2 separate regions of the Homo sapiens genome follow, and region 2 is linked to region 1. Evidence: read pairs that join two places in POLR2A ChIA-PET (ENCODE). Cell type or tissue: GM12878. All regions are shown on one strand.

Region 1 (2,500 bases):
ATCTGTCTATTGTTTATAAATTACCCAGCCTAAGGTATTTTGTTTTAGCACCCCAGACAGACTAAGACACCACCTCCTCCCCAACTGATACCATGTGTTAGAATTAACAACTTATTTCAGTTCTATTTATCTTTCAAAATCCCATTCAAAAACTGCCTCCTCCATTCTCTAACTCTGGTCTCATCAATACTCTGCATCATATCATTTAAGTATAAATTTGTTTTTGGTAGTATCCCAACAAATCTATGCACCTTGTGGAGAAAGAACACATACTATTCTTTTTTTTTTTTTTTTTTTTTGAGGATGGAGTCTTGTTCTATTGCCCAGGCTGGACTGCAGTGACGTGATCTCGGCTCACTGCAACCTCTGCCTCCTGGGTTCAAGTGATTCTCCTGCCTCAGCCTCTGGAGTAGCTGGGATTACAGGCAAGCGCCGTGACGCCAGGCTAATTTTCATATTTTTAGTAGAGATGGGGTTTCGCCATGTTGGCCAGGCTGGTCTCGAACTCCTGACCTCAGGTGATCCATCTGTCTTGTTGGCCTCCCAAAGTGCTGGGATTACAGGCGTGAGCCACCATGCCTGGCCAGAACATATACTATTTTATAACCACAGAGCCCAGTTAAAAATAGTTGCTAAAAATTCTGAATTGAACATACAAATTTCACAAGCACAAGTTTGTGGCACACCAACTTCACAAAGATACCTACCTGCCAATTGTGCAGCATAAGCCCACAAAAAAGAACAACGTTTCATGCAGGCCTGGCATACCATCTCCTGAAAATCCCCACTCTCAGGGGGAATGGCACCAAGATGCTGTGAATATAGAACACCAAAAATTTTCTTGTGATTGCCAAATTGTCCAAAATGCCCATTATTTTATAAATACTGTAATAATACACTGATCATATCATTAGAATTTATTTTTAGAAGACTAATTATAATGTAAAATATAACCTTTATCTTTTTGTGACAACAATGGTTTCAAAAGGTGGAACATTTTCCTTACCCTTCCATGGAACCAGTCTTCACAGACTACGCACTGGATCATCTCATCTGGAATCTAACAGAGAAAAGCAGTTTGTTAAGGATTACATTGAATTCGGGAACATGGAAATAACCTGGCACACAGTAAAATAAGATACTAAATATTTGTTCTACATGAACTGGTGTTCCAAAGGCTTACATTGAGATAAGCACTTTACAAACAATCTCAAGGCTCTTTCACATCCATTACTTAATATCTGATTCTCACAAAACTGTGTAGACAAGGAGGGCATTCCCATTTTATACAAAACTCAGGCCCAGGCAAGTAATGTGAATGGACCAGTGCAGACAGTGACAACTGGGACTTTTTACCACACCATCCTTTAATACAATATTCAGTTGTATTACTGTATAAGGATGTTCACTCCAGCCTTCTTTATAATATTGAAAAATTAGACAATGCCTTTCTGCTGCAGAAGAACCATCCTGCCAAGTACACTGAAAAGTAAATGTTATGAAAAACCTCGATAGATAACTCCTCTAATTTGAATAAATTAAATAATTAAATGCTGGCCCTAGGAAAATAATATACCAAAGGACATAGACTATTTTGGGGATGATTTTCTTTTACTCCCAGGCTCTCATAACTGTTAATTAACATCCCAATGTTGTTCTGTCCTTTTCCTATCGTAGGCTTCTTAAAGGGAATAAAAAAGCACATATTGTGGAACAGGAGGAGCTGTAACACTTTACCACATGCCTTAAAATATCCAGTTTTGGCTGGGCGTGGTGGCTCACGCCTATAATCCCAGCACTTTGGAAGGCCAAGGTGGGTGGATCGCCTGAGGTCAGAAGTTTAAGACTAGCCTGGCCAACATGCTGAAATCCTGTCTCTACTAAAAATACACAAATTAGCCGGGCATGGTGGCGAGTGCCTGTAATCCCAGCTACTCAGGAGGCTGAGGCAGAAGAATCGCTTGGACCTGGGAGGCAGAGGTTGCAGTGAGCTGAGATCGCACTACTGTACTCCAGCCTGGGTGACAGAGCGAAACTCCGTCTTAAAAAAAAGAAAAAAAAAATCCAGTTTTAAGGTTTTATTTTTGTTAACTCAAAGAGACTTTCAATCTGTCCCTCTATATAATTTGGTTCAATAATTATAGTTCCAACGCAATTAGAAAGCAAGGAAGAAGGCAGAAGACTAATATCTCTAAAGACAAAAAGTACTCTTTCAAATCGGTAAATACCCAGACAAAACCCAAACCAATCAAAACATGGACTGAGGATATGAAAGGACAATTCAGAGAGAAGGTTATTATGGATGTCCAATGAACTTATGAAAAGATGCATAACCTCACTTATCATCAGGGAAAGAAAAAAAAATTTAAGATACTATTCTTTGGCTGGGCGCGGTGGCTCACGCCTGTAATCCCAGCACTTTGGGAGCCCGAGGCAGGCGGATCATGAGGTCAGGAGATTGAGACCATCCTGGCTAACACGGTGAAACCCTGACTCTACT
Region 2 (2,500 bases), 110 kb after region 1:
CTTATTAGCCTGGGGTCACTCTGGGCGCTCTTGGAGCCCAAGCCAGAAACTGGGACTCTGGGTTTGTTCAGGCGGCCTGCTGTGCTTTGGCAGGGCTGTGTTGCTTCCTCTCTGCCCCCTTGTACATTCATGGCTCATGCCAGATCTCAGAGGATCCTGAGAACCTACCATGGGGGTCAGGCACTATTGCAGATGGGATAACTACCCTCCAGGATGGCTGAGGGGTCTCCATTTGCTAGATGAGGGCCCTGAGACTCAGGGAGAGGCCAGGTGCTGTGAGCAGCACAGCTTGGATTCACCCTCAGGGATGGGTGACTCCTGAAACCATGCTGTTTCCACTCCGCCAGGTTGCCTTTGTCTTCAACACAGCATCCAGCTGCCGTCGATCGATGTCAGGAAAATCAAGGAGTTCTGTTCTTTTTTTTTTTGAGATGGAGTTTCGCTATTGTCACCCAGGCCGGAGTGCAAGGTGTGATCTTTGTTCACTGCAACCTCCACCTCAGCCTCCCCAGTAGCTGGGATTACAGGCACCCGCCATCACACCCAGCAAATTTTTGTATTTTTAGTGGAGAAGATGGGGTTTCACCATGTTGGCCAGGCTAGTCTCAAACTCCTGACCTCAGGTGATCTGCTCAACTTGGCCTCACAAAATGCTGGGATTACAAGTGTGAGCGACCGCGCCCTGCCTCAAGGGGTTCTTTTCTGAGCATCCTTTGTGTGCAGTTGTTGGGCCCAGGAGGATAGTGCATGGTGGAGATGGCAGTGAAGTTGGAGCATGAGACTTGTCCTGAGCCTCTGCCCTCCCAACTGTAAGGTGGGTGCAGTGCACCCGCCCTAGGGCCAAATGATAGGATTCCCCCTCCACCCAAGAGGCCACCTCACCTGCCCTCCTACCCGCCCAAGGCAGGGCCTGGGGCCTCTGACACATCTCTGCTGGGAGCTGCCACCCATCTTTTTCTGGGGGATCCTCCAGTGGTCAGCTTGCTGCTTCCTGGGCAGGGCGGGGCATGGTAGATGGGTGCAGAGAGAACCCTCCTGTGGCAGTTTCACTTTCATTTCTGCCTCACACCCTGTTTCCATCCAACAGTCAAGGGCTGGGCTGCGGAGGTGAGGAAACATCCGGTCTCCACCCTGGGGTACTTGTCCTAGTGCAGGTTCCCAGGCCTCCCCCTCCCCTGGAATGAATCTGGGGTGGGCCGTGGCATCTTCTTTTTAAAAAACACCCCATTCATTCCTTTATGCACTTACATGCCACATACTTACTGAGTGCCTGCTGTATGCTGGGCACTCCTGGGTTCTGGGGATTGATACAGCAGTGAGCACCACAGTCTCCTGGAGCCCCAGGGTCAGTCTTAGGGAGAGCTTCAGGGCAGTTGTCTCACCACTGGGAGCTCTTGCCCACAGTGTGCTGGGTCACGTACCTCTCAGGGTCCTGGGCTCGTGAGTTTCTTCTTCTTCTTATTTTTTTTTTGAGATGGAGACGGAGTCTTGCTCTATTGCCCAGGCTGGAGTGCAGTGGTGCAATCTCACTGCAACCTCTGCCTCCCGGGTTCAAGCGATTCTCCTGCCTCAGCCTCCTGAGTAGCTGGGATTACAAGCACGCGCCACCACGCCCGGCTAATTTTTGTATTTTTAGTAGAGATGGGGTTTCACTGTGTTGGTCAGGCTGGTCTTGAACTCGTGATCTGCCCGTCTCAGCCTCCCAAAGTGCTGGGATTACAGGCGTAAGCCACCATGCCCGGCCCTATTTTTCTTTTTTTCTTTCTTTCTTTCTTTTTTTTTTTTTTTTTTGAGATGGAGTCTTGCTTTGTCGCCCAGGCTGGAGTGCAGTGGCGCGATCTTGGCTCACTGCAAGCTCCGCCTCCCAGGTTCATGCCATTCTTCTGCCTCAGCCTCCCGAGTAGCTGGGACTACAGGCGCCTGCCACCATGCCCGGCTAATTTTTTGTATTTTTAGTAGAGACAGGGTTTCACCGTGTTAGCCAGGATGGTCTCGATCTCCTGACCTCGTGATCCGCCCACCTCGGCCTCCCAAAGTGCTGGGATGACAGGCATGAGCCACCACTCCCAGACTTGTTTCTGTCTTTTTTGCCGTTGTTGTAGAGACAGGGTTTCACTGTGTTGGCCAGGTTTGGCTGTAACTCCTGAGCTTGATCGATCGCCCGTCTCAGCCTCCCGAAGTGTTGGGATTATAGGCTTGAGCCACTGTGCCTAGCCAGCCTATTTTCTTTTTCTTTTTTGTTAGTCTTGCTCTGTCATCCAGGTTGGAGTGCAGTGGTGTGATCTTGGCTCACTGCAACCTCCACCTCCCAGGTTTAAGTGATTCTCGGACCTCAGGTGATCCTTCCACCTCAGCCTCCCAAAGAGTTGGGATTACAGGTGTGAGCCACCACGCCCAGCCCAGCCTATTTTCTTTAAGATTTTAAAGTCCTAACATTCGTCATGGGATCCTTGAAAAGAAAAGGAATTATGGCCTTGCCACTAGAGGCCTTTGCCGCCTC

Evidence for each region. ChIA-PET counts read pairs that join two places held together with the same protein. Peaks named below come from ENCODE experiments on the same cell type or tissue, not always from the same donor. Only the 100,000 strongest peaks of a DNase experiment are listed, where the experiment ranks them.
Region 2: POLR2A ChIA-PET joins it to region 1 with 5 read pairs; 13 of 35 experiments call an interaction of 5 or more read pairs at or near these places.

What each region holds. Positions count from the first base shown.
Region 1 is chr14:93,213,489-93,215,988 of GRCh38, reverse strand. UBR7 (ubiquitin protein ligase E3 component n-recognin 7) reads right to left here. Exons shown (of 11, transcript NM_175748.4): 5 at 1,007-1,060; 6 at 708-813. Among named protein-coding and RNA genes, the nearest start is that of UBR7, 7.5 kb to the right of the region's middle. In GM12878, no CTCF peak of the experiment used is centred here; no DNase peak of the experiment used is centred here.
Region 2 is chr14:93,102,391-93,104,890 of GRCh38, reverse strand. All of the region lies in intron 2 of ITPK1 (inositol-tetrakisphosphate 1-kinase), which reads left to right. Among named protein-coding and RNA genes, the nearest start is that of ITPK1, 12 kb to the left of the region's middle. In GM12878, no CTCF peak of the experiment used is centred here; a DNase peak (open chromatin) is centred at 1,070; H3K4me3 peaks cover 670 bases; H3K27ac peaks cover 1,083 bases.